Regions from separate parts of the Homo sapiens genome. Here region 2 is linked to region 1. A link is a contact called in ENCODE Hi-C or POLR2A ChIA-PET data. All regions are on one chromosome and are shown on one strand. Each heading gives the region's core, a stretch centred on a gene start or an enhancer-like site at or near the end of the contact. The rest is flanking DNA. Distances are from core to core; before and after follow the strand shown. Region 1 overlaps CLIC5 (chloride intracellular channel 5). Region 2 holds the start of ANKRD66 (ankyrin repeat domain 66).

What was found. Hi-C counts contacts between places; a loop is a spot of excess contacts on that map. ChIA-PET counts read pairs that join two places held with the same protein, here RNA polymerase II (POLR2A).
Region 2: a map of sciatic nerve shows a loop between it and region 1 (15-fold over the local background). The contact joins the promoter of ANKRD66 here to the enhancer-like site in region 1. A Hi-C loop is called at or near these places in 1 of 168 maps with a recorded cell type or tissue (sciatic nerve). POLR2A ChIA-PET finds 5 or more read pairs at or near these places in 1 of 52 experiments (H1).

What each region holds. Positions count from the first base shown.
Region 1 is chr6:45,951,099-45,954,222 of GRCh38, forward strand. All of the region lies in intron 2 of CLIC5 (chloride intracellular channel 5), which reads right to left. Among named protein-coding and RNA genes, the nearest start is that of CLIC5, 63 kb to the right of the region's middle. Within about 2 kb of position 1,671, at least 4 of the 41 ENCODE cell types and tissues checked have a DNase peak (open chromatin) inside an H3K27ac peak, as active enhancers do.
Region 2 is chr6:46,745,302-46,748,425 of GRCh38, forward strand. It overlaps ANKRD66 (ankyrin repeat domain 66), which reads left to right and starts at 1,632. Exons shown (of 5, transcript NM_001162435.3): 1 at 1,632-1,689.

The DNA.
Region 1 (3,124 bases), core at 421-2,920:
TTTTAGGTAACACATACATATATATGTAATAGGCAGCAAATTTGCTCCCTAAGAAGACAGAAAGCTCTTTGGTGTGCCTGTTAGTTTCTGGGTCAGACACTTAAAGAAATCCAAGATAACCAAAGCAACAGTGCATTTCTCCCCCCTGGGAAAGAGGAGACCCAAGAGTCCTAAATTATCCTGAAAGAAAGGCCTAGATGATGGAGAAGTGGGTGAAATTCTGGAACGCAGTCCCAATTGAATGAATGAACAATTAATTAACTGAACAATTAATTGAACTTCCTGCACTTAGCCCACAGCAGTGCTAAGTGGCATTTCTGGCGTGCACTGGGGAGCACACTGACTACCTGCAGGAAGGCCAAGTGCAGTGGAAAGGAAAGTGGCCTTGTGTTTGACACGGCTAGGTCCTGTTAATATCCAGGAGTGTGCTTCTGTGTCTGCGCCAGCTGGTCAGAATGCAAGAGCAAGAATGGAGCAAAATGAGGGGGAAGAAGGTTTGGCAGATTGGGGAAAATGGGAAAGGGGAGGGTTACACTAAAAATGTTTAGGGAAGAGGAGGGAAAATGGTGGCGACTTCCAAGACGGTGCTGGGATTCACCCCAAATGCTCTCTCTGAGAATGCCACATTTCTTGTGGGAGTCGGGAGTGGAAAACATTAAACGCAGAAACTGTAAAAAAAGTAAACAGTGGGAGTAGAGGAGTCTGTAATGAAACAAATTCCTGGCGTAATCAGTTTGGGAGGGGAAGAGAAGAATTTCAATTACTGTGCTACTCCCATGTCCCTCCCCAAACACACACACTCTCCAGCTGCATTCTGAGGCACTTGGAACTCAGACAACTGAGACGGAAAGTATTTTTAAAATCTAATTTACTTAGTCCCTTTATTTACTTTGTGCATGTCCCTCATTTTAGACAATGAAAGGACATTCTTTATTTGCTCCTGTTTTTTAGAGCTGACACAAGGCAGCAACGTGTGTGCTCTCAGTCACCTCTCTGTGGCTTACAGATACAGGAATGTGTGGTGGTGGTGATGGTGGTGGTGGTGGGTTTTTTCCTGGGATTCTGGAGAATTGTGGCCACTGGAGTCAGACGCCCTTGGGAAGTACTGCCTATGGCCACCGACGCTTAGCTAGAGTTGCAGCCCTCTGTCTTTGTTGACCCTGCTTCAGTATTTATAGTTGAGACTATATCATTAGCATTGGATGACGTATTGCCAGGTATGATTTATGAATTATGTAATGAGGATCGGTCTTCTTTTCCTTACTGGATTGCCAGCTCCATGAACCCAGTGATAATTCTAAGAATAACCAACATGCAACGAGTTCTTGCTATGAGTCAGGTACAGGACCAATTGCAAATGTTTTACATGGCCTGCCTCGATAAATTCTCACAATAATCCTATTGATTAAGAAGACACTGTCTCCATTGTACAGATGAGGAAACTGAGGCTCTGAAAAGTTCAAGATTATTCAGTCACTAAAGTGTAGTGCCAGGAAAATAAATCAGTTTTCTTAGAAATTAATGTGTGTGTTCATGGGTAGAGGGGGCAGTAAGAAAGTTTCCTTATCTGTAAAAATGGAGTGGTGCTACATGCCTGGTCTACGTCAAAGGGGTGTTGGCTGGACCAGGTGTGATCATGTGAAGGAGGAACCAAACCATCTGAAGCACGCGGGCAGGGGTGGTTCCCTCTCCCACTCTCTTCTCCAGCAAACATACAAGTCCTCTCTCACACATGGTAATCCAAACACCTCCAATTCTGCACTGAAGGAAGCTGCTTTTTCATAAGTCTGCTGCTCTCTTTAGTTATCACAGACATTAATTGCATAGTGGATGCAAGTTCATTTATTTGACAGATAGTATTTGAGGACCTGTGAAAAACTAGTTTCTATGGAGGATACAAACAAACTTAAAACACGATTCCAGTCTGTCCTTGAGGGATTGAAGGTCTCATTTGAAAGATGAAACAAACTTCATAACTGAGGTATTATGAAGAGCATAGTATTTGAACCAAGCAGATGGCGTTTAGCCCCTCTAATTTCTAGTTGGCATCTTGGGCGAGTCTCATATATATCTGTCTCAGTTATTTCTCAAATAACACGGAGAAGTAAGACCTCCTTCACAGGATTATACATTATGTGATTTTTTTTTAATGAGAAAGCATTTACCAGTTGTAAAGCATTAGGGGTGCAGACCTCAGAACTTGATGAAACACTAAATCACGACACAAGGCAACATAGACAACAGGTGCTGGGTGAGTCTGGAGGGAGGTTGGGTTGACAGGTGTGCTTGTATGAGTGTGGTGGGATGGGTATGAGTAGGCCTTACAGAGGGGATGGGCTGAAGCTGAGCCTGGGGCCAGGGACAAGAAGGAAGAGAGGGCCTGTTTTAGACAGAGGATGCAGTTCTGCCAAGGGATGGAGGCTCAAAGGAAGAAGAACAGCAGAAGGCAGGCCAGCCTGACAGAGTAGACAGGTCACGGTGAGAAGTGTTGGGAAAGAGTGTTGGGAAGAATGAAGGAAAAGACAAATCGGGGCTTCGGATGCATCAAGTCCATGGACAATGGGAAACATCAAAGGTTTCCTGTGCATGAAAGTGGCCTGATTAAAGCATTATTTTAGGAATAATAACCTTAGAATCACATAAAGGATGGGTCAGAGAGAGAGAAAAAGAGAATGTGTGAACCTGGAAAGATGAAGACCAGTTTGAAGAACAATGAGACTCTCAGGGTGGCAGTGGTGAGACTTGAACCAGTTGTAGGCTTTGAGAATGAAAAAGAGAGTTTGGAGGAAGAGAGAGTGCAATAGGAGAATGCTCTAGACTTGGCTACTGATCAACAATGAAGGCAGCAATAGAAAGGAGCAGGAAGTGTTTAGTGCCTAGAAAATAGAAGAAAAAGACCAGGAGCAGTGGCTCACGTCTGTAATCCCAGCACTTTGGGAGGTCGAGGTGGGTGGATCACAAGGTCAGGAGTTCAAGACCAGCCTGGCCAAGATGGTGAAACCCCGTCTCTACTAAAAATACAAAAATTAGCCTGTCATGGTGGCATGTTTCTGTAATCCCAGCTACTCGGGAGGCTGAGGCAGAGAATTGCTTAAACCCAGGAGGCAGAGGTTGCAGTGAGCTA
Region 2 (3,124 bases), core at 382-2,881, 790 kb after region 1:
CCAGGTTCGTCAAGCCAGAAACCTGAGGATCATCCTTGATGCCCTCTTTCCCCCCAGTACTCATGTCTAATCCATTGGCAACTTCCATCAATGTTCCCTCCTAAAAAACTTTTAATTTCACTCACTTCTTTCATCTCTATGGCCACAGTTCACCAAGTCACCATCCTTTCTTGTCTGGACTTCCACGGTAGCCTCCTCAGCAATCTTCCTGCTTTCAATCTTGTCTCCTTTTGCTCCATTTTCCACATAATAGTCAAAGTAGTCTTTTAAGAAAATAAAAGTTGCACATTCTTCTTCGTTGTTTAAGTGCTTCCAATGTCTACTCGTTGTACTTGGAATACAATCCAAACTCCTTACCATGTCCTAGTAGACCGGGAATGATCTCATCTTCTACTTGCCCCACACTGCATAAACCAGCTGCATCCTCCTCTTCTTCATTCTTCACCTAAGCCAAGCTCCTCCCCTCCCTCTACCTAGGTCATCTTCCTAGCTCTTCAGATGCCTGATTTCTTCTGCTCTGCCAGGTCTCCCCTCAGACCCTCAAATGTCATCCCCTAAGTTGCCCATACTCCTTTCCTGGTGTTCTCTGCTATTGTATGTTGTTTGTTCATTGTACTCGTACAGGTTGTGAGTCTACTTGTGTACGTTTATTTGTTTTCTTGTTTATTCTTATCTAGACCAAAAGCTCAAGGACGACAGGAACAATGGGTATCTTGATCTTCACAGGGCCCAGTACAGTGGTGCTTGACAGATATAAGGCATTCACTAAATACATATGGGAAGAAAGGCAGGGAGAGAAATGGATGGAGAATGAGGGAGGTGGGAAAGATAGTAAGAGAGAGAGAGTGAGAGAGAGGAACTCCCTTCAGAGAAAGGGAAAAAGAAAAGGAAGGAGAGAGGGAAAAGGCAGGGAAAATGTAGAAAGAGAGGAAGAAGAAATAAGGTCTTTTTGACCAGCATCATCATCAATATGGTAGATTTTCGCTTAGAGCAAGGGGTAAAAAGAGGAAGCAAAAAGAAAGCACCTAGGAATTTTTATTTGGTTCTCCTTCTCCTTCTCCTTCTCCTTCTCCTCCTCCTCCTCCTCCTTCTCCTCCTTCTTCTTCTTCTTTTTGTAAAAGCATCTACCCTGTGCCAAGTGTTTTCTAAATTATTTTAGCTAGTCATATTTAATAGCACTATAAAAAAAAGATGTTAAAATTTCATGTTATTGGTGAGAAAAAAAAAAAAGAAAAGAAAAAAGCCTCTCTAAAGTTAAGGAACTTGCCCAAGACCTGACAGCTGCTTCTGAATGTGAGGAGCCCACACTGTCCCCACTCCCCCACAGGTCTCACATCTCTTATGGTTATGTGGTCTGTAAGCAGCCTACCTCCGTCACAGTATTATGTGGGCAGACAATCATTCACAGCTTTTTAAATTTTATTTTACTTTTATTTTTTGCATTAAATACTATTTGAAAGAACCTGTTAAGGGCCAACACATTTGGACTAAAAAAGATGGCTGGAACTGCTGAAGAGTTAGGGTGTGAAGCAGACTGGCAATCCCACCCCACCAGACACCTAGGGAAGCTGAAGTTGACTGGCTGGCTTTCATGCAGAAGGAGGAGTCAGTTTCCATGGCATGGACACAACACTCCGGATGGTTAGGACTGCCTGTCAGCACAGAGCTCCTCAAATTTCACACAAGACAGTAAGTGTTTTTAAGTTACCCTCTCTTATTTACTATAGTTATTAAAAATCACTCACATTTATTAAAACTGATATTTATTGACTACTTTGCACTTGATTTCCTATCTTTATGGTAGATGTGCCTCTACCAGAAAGATAGGAAATCAAGTGCATTTAATCAAATTCACAAGGATTGGTTACTAAAGGAACCAATTGATAAATTTCAGTAGTCAATGCCAAGCTAGTGAGTTGTATATATTTTCTGCAAACAAATTGTGTTTGTTTTTGTTTTGTAGAAAGCTTCTAATTAATAGTTTTTTGTAAAGCAGCTTTGTTAAAATACAATTCACATACCATAAAACTGGATTCATTTAAAATGTAGAATTCAGTGGTTTTGGGCCTTTTGGAGTTGTGAAAGCATCTAATCTAATTTAAGAACATTTCATCACCCCAAAAAGAAATCCTGTACTTATCAGCAGTCACTCCCCACCCCAACCTCCATCGCAGCCCTAGGCTGCCTATAGTCTACATTCTAGCTATCTAGATTTGCTTATTCTGGGCATTCCACATACATGGAGGTATGCAATATGTGGTCTTCTGTAACTGGCTTCTTTCACTTAGCATGTTTCAAGGTTCATCCATAAAGTATGTATCAGTACTTCATTCCTTTTTATTGCCAAATAAGAATGCTTTATATGGATATTCCACATTTTGTGTATCTATTCATCTATTGATGAACCTTTGGGATGTTTCCACTTTTGCCTCTTATAAATAATGCTTCTAAGAACATACATGTACAAATGTTTATATGGATATATGTTTTTCTTCTCTTGGGTATATAGCTCATTGGAATACTCAGACTTTCCCATTTCAAAACTTACTACAAACCTGCAGTAATCAGGACTGTGTAGTACTAGCATAAAGATAGATATTTAGAGCAACGGAGTAGATCTGAGAGTCTAGAAAAAACCCTTATATTTATGTTCAATTGTTTTGTGGCAATTGTTGTCAAGTATAAAAATTAACTCAAAACGGATCACAGACCTAAAAGTAAGTCTTAAAACTATAAAACTCTTAGAGGAAAACACAGGAATACATCTTTGTGAGGGAGAGGACCAACTTCATTCTTTTAGCTGTAGATATCCAGTTGTCTCAGCATCATTTATTGAAAAGACTATTATGTTGTCACTGAATTTTCCTGGCATACTTATTGGAATCAGGAAGTGTGAGTCCTCTAACTTTGCTCTCTTTCAAGATTGTTTTCTTCTGGGTCCCTTGCATTTCCATATGATTTTTTAGAATCGGCTTTTCCATTTCTCTGGAAATAAATTTTGCTGCCTAATGCTTCCACTTGAATTGCAACTCACCCATGGAAAGTTATGGAATCTTGGCATGAACTCAAATGTGGGACAAATGGGGTTAGTTGAAATGTACACCTGCTTAAAGGCCTCTATGAA